Regions from separate parts of the Homo sapiens genome. Here region 2 is linked to region 1. A link is a contact called in ENCODE Hi-C or POLR2A ChIA-PET data. All regions are on one chromosome and are shown on one strand. Each heading gives the region's core, a stretch centred on a gene start or an enhancer-like site at or near the end of the contact. The rest is flanking DNA. Distances are from core to core; before and after follow the strand shown. Region 1 holds the start of RPL6 (ribosomal protein L6). Region 2 holds the start of OAS2 (2'-5'-oligoadenylate synthetase 2).

The links. A loop is a pair of places that touch in the nucleus more often than their neighbours do. ChIA-PET counts read pairs that join two places held with the same protein, here RNA polymerase II (POLR2A). Pooled maps may share reads with other maps.
Region 2: a map with no recorded cell type shows a loop between it and region 1 (7-fold over the local background). The contact joins the promoter of OAS2 here to the promoter of RPL6 in region 1. A Hi-C loop is called at or near these places in 1 of 37 single-sample maps with no recorded cell type and 10 of 50 pooled maps. POLR2A ChIA-PET finds 5 or more read pairs at or near these places in 1 of 52 experiments (activated CD8-positive, alpha-beta T cell).

Annotation. Positions count from the first base shown.
Region 1 is chr12:112,407,369-112,412,892 of GRCh38, reverse strand. RPL6 (ribosomal protein L6) reads left to right here and starts at 3,288. Exons shown (of 7, transcript NM_000970.6): 1 at 3,288-3,306; 2 at 4,237-4,473; 3 at 4,555-4,653. The coding sequence starts at 4,237. RefSeq lists an enhancer at 3,478-3,657.
Region 2 is chr12:112,975,332-112,980,321 of GRCh38, reverse strand. OAS2 (2'-5'-oligoadenylate synthetase 2) reads right to left here and starts at 1,803. Exons shown (of 10, transcript NM_002535.3): 1 at 1,537-1,803. The coding sequence starts at 1,713. RefSeq lists enhancers at 639-788, 899-978, 1,149-1,228, 1,449-2,258.

The DNA.
Region 1 (5,524 bases), core at 2,039-4,538:
GAGTGCAGTGGCACAATCTCGGCTCACTGCAACCTCTGCCTCCCGGGTTCAAGTGATTCTCGTGCCTCAGCCTCCCAAGTAGCTGGAATTACAGGCATGCACCACCATGCCTGGCTAATTTTTGTATTTTTAGCAGAGATGGGGTTTCACCATGTTGGCCAGGCTTTAAAAGATTTACTGCCTAACAAACAAACAAAAAATACAGCTGAGGCAACATTGTGAGACCCTGTCTCTACAAAAAATGTAAAAAAATTAGCCAGGTATGGTGGTGTGCACTGTACTCCCAGCTACTCAGGGGGCTGAGGTGGGAGGATTGCTTGAACCCAGGAGGTCAAGGCTGCAGTGAGCCATGATCTCACCTTGCATTCCAGCCTGGGCGACAGAGCGAGACTCTGTCTCCAAAAAAAAAAAAAAATTAGGCTGGGCGAGGTGGCTCACGCCTGTAATCCCAGCACTTTGGGAGGCCGAGGTGAGCAGATCACCTGAGGTCAGGAGTTCAAAACCAGCCTGGCCAACATGGTGAAATCCTGTCTCCAATAAAAACACAAAAAATTGGCCGGGCAAGGTGGCTCAGGCCTGTAATCCCAGCACTTTGGGAGGTCGAGGCGGGCAGATCACGAGGTCAGGAGATCGAGACCATCCTGGCTAACACAGTGAAACCCCACCTCTACTAAAAATACAAAAAATTAGTCAGGCATGGTGGCGGGCGCCTGTAGTCCCAGCTACTCGGGAGGCTGAGGCAGGAGAATGGCGTGAACCCGGGAGGCGAAGGTTGCAGTGAGCCGAGATCATGCCACCGCGCTCCAGCCTGGGCAAAAGAGCAAGACTCTGTTTCAAAAAAAAAAATTAGCCAGGTGTGGTAGCGGGCACCTGTAATCCCAGCTACTCAAGAGGCTGAGGCAGGAGAATGGCTTGAACCCAGGAGGCAGAGGTTGCAGTGAGCCAAGATCACGGCACTGCACTCCAGCCTGGGCGACAGAGCAAGACTCCATCTCAGAAAAAAAAAAAAAAGATTAAGTGTCTGCAAAAATGTCTGCTTTGTGATTAAAGTGCTGCACAAATTTCAGAGAATTTTATATATGGCAAAACTAAACTTAATAAAAACATTTACTTTATAACTAACATGGTATTTTGCCCAACTAATGAATTGTAAATTTTGCAATACCGCAACAAAACACAAGAGGGGGTTCATCTACGTTTTTATTTTAATGACAGGTCATTCAACACATATTTTGGGGCGTTCACTAGGTGAAATTATCTGAGATTGCCAGCAATTTTGAGGGGCCCACGTAAGCAACTGTGCATCTCATTCATTCATTGTGGTACATTTTCTGCAGTTGAAGTTTCTAAGAGGTGCTTTGCTGAGGAAGCTAAACAAATAAAGCTGCTGACATTCCCATTCTCAAAAAAAAGGGCAGTGTTCATCTGATCATTGTATTTGTATCCTCAGTGAATCAGAACCAGAAAAAGGCTAAATGATTCCCAGAGACACAGCCATGAAGCAGGTGGTTTCGATCTGAAAAAATCAAGGTGAAAAGCTCTAGCAACCAGAAAGAAACGAATGGAGGAAAATGGAAAACGCAAGCTAGAAGGTATTACAAATGTGTACATGTTGGCTTAAGGGCTTTGAAGCAGTAAAGAACTATCACATATACTGTGTTGTGTATTTTGTAAAAGATAATAAATATTCTTATTTTTAATTCTAACATGAGCAAAACTCTCATGCATCTTCATTAATCATCTCTTTAATCTTGCAGCCTAATGGTTAAGAGTGCAATCTTTGGAATCAGATCTATGCTGTGAGCAAGTTACTTAATGTCCTTGAGACTCAGTTTCCTCATAATAGTATCATTCACAGGTTGTTGGGAGAATTAAATGAAATAAAGCAAGGCACATTGTATGCAATATTGCCTATTATCTCCCATGCATAAACTTTAGCAGAATACTTGACAACAACTAGGATGTTGATGATCAGATGATTGTAGTGGTGATGGTGACAATAACAAGAGCTAACAGTTCGCCAGGTGCGGTGGCTCACGCCTGTAATCCTAGCACTTTGGGAGGCTGAGGCGGGTGGATTACTTGAGGTCAGGAGTTCAAAACCAGCTTGGCCATCATGGTGAAACTCTGTCTCTACTAAAAATACAAAAAATTAGCTGGGCATGGTGGTGTGCGCCTGTAATCCCTGCTACTTGGGAGGCTGAGGCAGGAGAATCACTTGAACCCAGGAGGCAGAGGTTGCCGTGAGCCAAGATCGTGCCACCACACTCCAGCCTGGGTGACAGAGCGAGACTCCATCTCAAAAAAAAAAAAAAAAAAAAAAAAAAAAAAAAAAAAAGAGCTAACACTTATGTAGCATTTACCATCCATCAAATAATCAAATATGCTTCTCAGTACTGTTGTATATATTATTTAATGTTCCCAACATCCTTATGAAGTAAGTTACTATTGTTATCCTCACTTTAATTTTTTTTTACTTTTTTTAAGACAGAGTCTCATTCTGTAGGCCAGGCCGGAGGACGGGAATGAGAAAGGCCATGTACAAGAGGAAGTAGTCAGCCGCTAAATCCAAGGTAAGGGAAGAGGGGACCACTGACCTAATCTCAAGTGACAAGATTAGAGTTCACTGCACTGCAGCCCAGACCTCCAAGACTCAAGTGATCCTCCCGCCTTAGCCTCCCGAATAGCTGGGACTACAGGCACTAACAACCACACTCGGCTAATTTTTTTTCTTTTTTTCTTTTTTTTGTTGTTGTTATTGTTTTGAGACTGAGTCTGGCTCTATTTCCCAGGCTGGAGTGCGGTGGCACGCAGTGGCACGATCTTTGGAGTGCTGGGATTACAGGCGTGAGCCACCGTGTCCGGCCCTTTTTTTTTTTTTTTTCTTTTTTGAGAATCTTGCTCTGTTGCCTAGAGCGCAGTGTCGCGATCTTGGCTCACTGCAATCTCCACCTCCAGATTCAAGTGATTCTCCTGCCTCCGCGCCTCGACTGGCTGTCATTACAGACACGCACCACCCACGCCCGGCTACCTTTTGTATTTTTAGTAGAGACGGGATTTCACCATGTTGGCCAGGCTGGTCTCGAACTGCCAACCTCAGAGGATCCTCCTGCCTCGGCCTCCCAAAGGGCTGGGATTACAGGCGTGAGCCACCGCACCCGGCCTAGGATTTACTACTTTTTTCTTAACGGGGAAATACTACATTCCCCATGATGCCCCAGATCCGGAAGGAAGTGAGACTCGCACTTCCCATGATTGCTTATAGACCGGAAGCCGGGACCTTAATTCTCTTTCCCATCTTGCAAGGTAAGAATCGCGGGCCTGTCTGCAAGACTTGAGTTCAGGACTCCCAATCCTTCGCCATCCGAACCTGGAGGGCATCCAGTCGACACCTACAGGGGTCGGACATGTCCAAGGCTAACTGAGAGGCCTTCCAGACGCTTCATTTTTGTTGTTTGGGTTTGCGGCAGGGCACAAAGAGGGTGAGGTAGAATGCCGTAGTGGCTCCCTCCGGTTCTTCGCCACTCTCTTGGGCTGGGGGAACGAGGCCCTTTCGGGGACCCGTAGCAGACTGGTGGGTGTTAGAGGAAGCGGGGAGACGGCGCGTGCACTGTGTTCCTGGTCCTGGGTTCCAGAGGATGACACTGAGCCTGTCGCAGCCACGTTGGGGTTCCGCACTGAAGCCAAAAGGTTTCGCGTCTCCCAGCGTCCCCGACCGGAAGTCGCCTCTTGGTCTTTGCGATCTTTTTCTCTGGCTCAATTTGGGCTGATTCCGTTTGTGTCCGCAATTCCTAAATCGAGTTTCTTGAAAAGAGACACTGGTCTTAAGGGTTAAGACGAAAGGTACTGAAAGTAAGGGATTTCAAGTTCTGGTCTTGGTGCTTCTAACCTGTGGACACATTCTGCATCTAAGTTTTCTAATTCGCAAAACAGTAATAAAAAATAATGGTTGTACGGACTTCTGACCGCTCAGTATTTGGCAAAAAACCTAATAGGTGTGAGGTAGTTTCAAATTCTCAAAAAAAAAGTTTATAGTGTATTGGGGAGACAAACCCCAAATGAGTCATAGTGAAGGTTGGAGTAGAATGGGTAGAGTTTGAGAGGAAGGCCTGTATCTTACCGGGGGAGGGATTGTAGTCTGGGGAGCCCAGCCCATTCATGTACAGGTTCATTATTGTCTTGTTAGAGAGATGACTGGTGAAATGCCTTTTTTTATCTACAAAAAAATATTTTTAGATGGCGGGTGAAAAAGTTGAGAAGCCAGATACTAAAGAGAAGAAACCCGAAGCCAAGAAGGTTGATGCTGGTGGCAAGGTGAAAAAGGGTAACCTCAAAGCTAAAAAGCCCAAGAAGGGGAAGCCCCATTGCAGCCGCAACCCTGTCCTTGTCAGAGGAATTGGCAGGTATTCCCGATCTGCCATGTATTCCAGAAAGGCCATGTACAAGAGGAAGTACTCAGCCGCTAAATCCAAGGTAAGGGAAGAGGACCACGGACCATTATGTCTTAACCTTAATTGGCATTCTCTTACTGTTGATGCATTTGTGTCCTTGTAGGTTGAAAAGAAAAAGAAGGAGAAGGTTCTCGCAACTGTTACAAAACCAGTTGGTGGTGACAAGAACGGCGGTACCCGGGTGGTTAAACTTCGCAAAATGGTAAGATGTGGGGACTGTAAATTGGATTTTCTGTTTATGCTTGAATACTGTGAAGATGTTTTTGAATACTTAGATACTGTAAGTTTCTGCATACCGGAGAATTTCTGATAGAAAATAAAGGGCTCTGGGTTTGTAACTTGGCTTCAACATTTACTGTTAATCTTAAGTAATTTAAATTACTCGTCTGTGCTTTGTTCCTTTGCATATAATATGGGAATGAGGCTGAGTGTGGTGGCTAATGCCTGTAATCCCAGCACTTTGGGAGGCTGAGGCGAGCAGATCACCTGAGGTCAGGAGTTCAAGACCAGCCTGGCCAACATGGTGAAACCACATCTCTAGTAAAAATATACAAATTAGCTGGTTGCGTGCCTGTAGTCCCAGCTGCTCTGGAGGCTGAGGCAGAAGAATCGCTTGAACCCGGGAGGCAGAGATTGCACTACTGCACTCCAGCCTGGGCGACAGAGGGAGGCTTCATCTCAAAAAAAGATAAGATGGGAATGAGGGTTTACCTCAAAGAGTTTTTATGGAGATTAAATGAAATAATACATAGCCTGTTCTATAGAACATTTCCCACTAGAGCAGTGTTTCTTGGCCCCCTTTACCACACACAAGACCCAATGTAATCTCAGGATTTGCTCTGTAATTTTCATTATGGGAACATTCCCAAATAAGTTAACACCATACAGTTTCACAGTTGAAGATTACTGCATGAGAGGGAAGATGACAGTTGTTTTGTGAACTCGTTTTCCCATTAGGTGATCATGTTTGTGGTGAAAGTGAGACTGCACTAATGATATGGTATAGTTGGAAATAGGTTATTGTGAGTTATTTGTAGTCATGTCTTTAATGGCCCTTGCATGGTGTCTAACTT
Region 2 (4,990 bases), core at 554-3,053, 570 kb before region 1:
TGGGGTGACTATAGTTAACAATAATTTATTATATATTTCAAAATAGTTAGAAGAGAAGATCTGAACTGTTCTCAACACAAATAAATGATCAATGTTTGAGGTGATGGATATCCTAACTACCCTGATCATTTCACATTGTATCCATGTGTCCAAATATCACATGTACCCCATATAAATATGCACAATTATGTAAAAATAAAAAAACACAGTAGAATGGACAAATGTGGAATATTCACATAATGGAATTGACACAACAATGAAAAGATAAACAACTGTACCCCACAACATAAATTTCATAAACATCATAGGTCAGAGAAACCACGCACTAAAGCACACAGAGCCCATGATGCCATTTATGTAGGGTTCACCCATGCATCCTGGTTTACATTCCCAGCTTTCACACCAAGAGTCCCACATCCCAGGAAACACCCCAATCTTGGATGAACTGGGATAGTTGGTCACCCTATAATTGTAAAACGTTTAAAAACAGGCAAAACGTGTCTATGCTGTTAGAAGTCAGGAGATTGCCTACCTGGGTTTGGAGGTGCTGACTGGATCGGGGGCCCAGGGCTCTGGGGGGCTGAGAATGTTTTGTTTCTGGATCTGGGTGGGGGTTACACAGTTACATTGTTTGTGGCTACCTATCAAGCTGGACACTTTGATCTGGGCACTTTTTCTGTTTTACTTCCATGAGGAAAAAAAAATTGAGAGGCAGGATAGTGTAGTGGTTAAACATGCATGCCCTCAAGCCAATTACCCAGGCTTAAAATCCCAGTTCTGACAATAGCTATTAACCAAACTTGCCTTAGCTTGCTGGCCTGGGCCAGGGCTGGGGACACCACGTGTCTAGATTTCTTTATTGAGGCACTAGCGGATGTGTGCAAGGGGTAGAGACCAAAAAGTGTGGCAGCAGCAGAGAAGGGACGTCAGCAGCTCAGGAGGCTAAGAGGATAGTATTGGGCCATCAGGACCCCCACGCCCCCAATTCTAGGGTCCTGGCATCTCCCCAGTCCCCCTTCCTCCCCAGAGGTCCAGAATTTTCAGCCTCAGTCCTGAGATTTGTGTCCACAAAACCAAATATTTCTAACTGATAAAAGCCACTCCTTCTTGCTGCGGAGAAACCACAAGGCAACCTGGGTAGTTTGAACAAAGTTCTCTAGCCTCCCTAAGTTTACTCCTCTGTACTGTGGAGAGGATAGAAGAAAATCGCAGTGAGTAATCACAGTGAATTCACTGAGCACTGCCAGTCTTTTGCTAAGAACATGATGTGCTCAAGCCTTACGATACTCTGAAGTGGGTATTATGCCTCTCCCCATTTTACAGAGTCAGAGACTGAGGCACAGAGAGGTTAAGTAGCCTGCCCAGTGTCACACAGCTCTGGAGCAAGCGCCTGCTCCAGAGCCTGAGACTCCTACACCACATCCCACCCAAGTGTGGGCCTCGCACATAATAGGCACCCAGCACCCAGTAGCTCGGCCTTGCTGCCGCCGTGGAATCTCCTGCCTCCCAGAGACCCAACCTCAGCCCTGGACTCACTATGGCCACTCCCTGCACCAGGGGGAACTGTTCGGGTTCCTGCAGGACGTCACAGATGGTGTTCACCATCTCGTCGATCAGTGTCTGACATTCTTCGTAGGGCTTCAGGTATTCCTGGATAAACCAACCCAGCTTCTGAGCAGGCACCGAGGACAGCTGGGACTCCCCATTTCCCATTGCTCTCAGCTGGCTGCCGGCAAGACAGTGAATGGTAGGATGGGAGGCAGAGGAATTCTTGCTGCTGCCCAGAGCCAGGAAACTGAAACTGAAGTCTAGAGGCCTCTCTCCACCCACTGCAGCGAGCTTACCAACTCTTGTATCCGGGACAGGGAAACAAAACTAACTTAAGCTCAGAGGCTCTGCCCTGCCCCTTGCAGTGAGTTTACCAACTCCTGCATCCGGGGCAGGGAAACCAAAACTAACTTAAGCTCAAATGCTCTTCCCCGCCCCTTGCAGCAAGGTTTACTGACTCCTGCACCCCAGCAGGGAAACCAAAACTGACTCAAGCTCAGAGGCTTTCCCTGTCCCCGGCAGCGTGGTGACCAGCCCTTCAGGGGCTCCCCAAAACTTGAGGTTAACTAAACAGCCTCTAGAACCCCATTGTGAGGGCTTCATACCTGCTAGATGTCTGTCCTTGAGCACATCGCCTGCCCTCTTCGCGCCTCAATTCCCCCATCTGTAAGCTGGGGGAAAATGGCAGCTCTCTCGTAGGATTAGCTTGATGATTAAATAATACCTGCAAAGTGCTTAGAAGCAGGGGCGCACAGGTCATCTTTTGAGGCTCTGTCCCTTTCCCCCTGTTCTCAGTGGCCAGGGAACTCACATTCAGGGAAAGCGGCAGAGAGGAAAAAGAGACCCAGAGAGGGAACTGACTTGCTCAGGGACACACAGCAAAGCAGGGACCTAGCTGGACTCAGGTTTTGGTCTGCTTCTGGGTAAACACAGGCCCCCGTGTGGTCAGCGGGTGGGAACCTCTGTGTGTCCAGTTTCTCAGCACACTTGTGGACAGCCGAGGGACCGTATGAGGCACTTGTCCAGCCTCGCAAGGGCAAGAAAACACACCCCAAGTGTGTGAGCCAGAAAGGAGACAGACATGCAACTCCTGTGCCCAGAGCTTTGAAAACAAAACTCGCAGAGGACTCCCAGCCAGCTGCCTTGGCCCAGCAATAATAATTCACAGAGAAGGCAAAAATCTCCAAGATGTAGTGGGGGACCAGGGCCCTTCCATACTGGGATGGTTAATTTTATGTGTCAAGTTGGCTGAGCCCAGGTACCCAGATATTTGGTCAAACATTATCCTAGATCTTTTTGTGAAGGTATTTTTTAAAGATAAGATTAACATTTACATTGGTAGACTTTTTTTTTGAGTAAAGTGGATTATCATCTGTAAGGTGGTGGGCCTGATTCAATCAGTTGAAGGCCTTAATAGACTAAAGACTGAGCTCCCCCAAGGAAGAGGGAATTCGGCTGCAGTGCCTTGGCCTCCACTTGCAGCAGCAACTCCTTCCTGGGTCTCCCACCTGCCAGTCTACCCTGCCGATTTTGGATTTGCCAGCCTCCACAATCACATGAGCCAATTCCTTAAAATAAATACCTCAAAATAAATATAAATACCCTGTTAGTTCTGGAAAAACCTCGATTAATGCACATGCTCATTAAGGGCCTTTCCTGCCCTTATCCAACTTTTACTGCAACACCGAGAGGTAGGCAGGCTGGGCAGGCGTAGTCCTAAGGTTCCTTTTTCAGATGAGAACATGGAGGCTCACAAAGGTGGAAACATTTGCCCGTGATCACACAGCTAGGAAGTTGTCAGGCTAGGTTCTCACACTAACACACTGCCTGACTCCAAAGCCTGTGCTTTATTTGTTATTTAAAAAAACACTTTATTTTGAAGTAATTTGAAATGCTGAGAAAATTTACAAGATGCACACAAAGAACTTCCTTAGACTTTTTAGCCATTATATTTTTTACCACATTTGCCCCTCATTTTCTTGCTATTTATACATTTTAGGAGGTTTTTGTTTTGTTTTGTTTTTGAGACAGAGTCTCACTCTGTCACCCAGGCTGGAGTGCAGTGGCGTGATTATAGCTCACTGTAGCCTCACCCTCCCAAGCTCAAGCAATCTTCCTACTTCAGCCTCCTGAGTAGCTGGGACTATAGGCATGCACCACCATGCCTGGCTAAATTTTTAAAATTTTTTGGTAGAAATGGGGGTCATGATGTCACCATGTTGCCCAGGCTGGGCTCGAACTCCTGGCCTCAAGCGATCTTCCCACCTCAGCCACCCAAAGTGCTGGGATTACAGACCTGAGCCACCACGCCCAGCCCTTCATGAGTATTTTTATTCCTGAACCATTTGAATGCATGTTGCATGATTTATGTCCCTTTACTCCTAAATGCTTCAACCTATATCTCCTAAGAGCAAGAATATTGTGTTACAGAAGCACAGAACAATGGTCCAATTCAGACTTTTATCATTGATACAATGCTATCATCTCATAACATATATAATAAATATAATTTTGTATAATTTATATAATATATAATTTATATAACATATATAATAAATATACGTTTATTATATAAATATTGTATAAATATATATTTTGAGACAGACAGAGTCTCACTGTCACCCAGGCTGGAGTGCAGTGGCACAATCTCGGCTCACTGTAGCCTCAACCTCTCAGGCTCAAGCGATTCTTCTGCCTCAGCTTCCTGAGTAGCTGGGACCACAGGCACACACCACCATGTCTGACTAATTTTTGTATTTTTTTGTACAGGTAGGGTCTCACCATGTTGCCCAGGCTGATCTCGAACTCCTGGGCTCAAGTGATCTGCCTGCCTCGGCCTCCCAAAGTGGTAGAATTATAGGTGTAAGCCACTGCATCCAGCCATAAATACATTCTTATATTGAAAAATTTACCAACGATTCCAATACTCTTCTTTATAGCATCCGCACCCCCGCCAACATCTAGGCTCACACATGACATTTAGCTGACGTATGTGACAGACGTGTTTCCTGGGAAGCCCACTAGGAAAGCAATGGTGATGTTTTTACTGGGGGAAGTTTCCTCGGCGTTCATTCTTGAGGTATTTTGATGGCGTAAGTTGAGTAGCTGCCTGCTTGTGGCCCATCTAGTCTGTCCCTATGAACACCAAGATTTAAGGGTCATCTCCATGTTCTGCAGGCCAGCCCCTCCTGGCCAATCCTGGGCCCTACCACTCATGGTGAGCACTGTGTCCCCTAATGGGTGCCATCTCCTGGCCTCTCTTACTCCAGGGTTCCACCATCCCTTTTGCTATCAGTGAGCCTAGCTCCCAAGGGGCCTCACCCACCATCCTGTGATGGCATCTCCTGCAGAGGAGGCTTTCTGAGCTTCTCTGTGATGCTGGCTGGTGTTCTCTTCCTGGTCCATTCCTCGTGGACTTGGTAAAGGGGAATCTTGGCCTTTC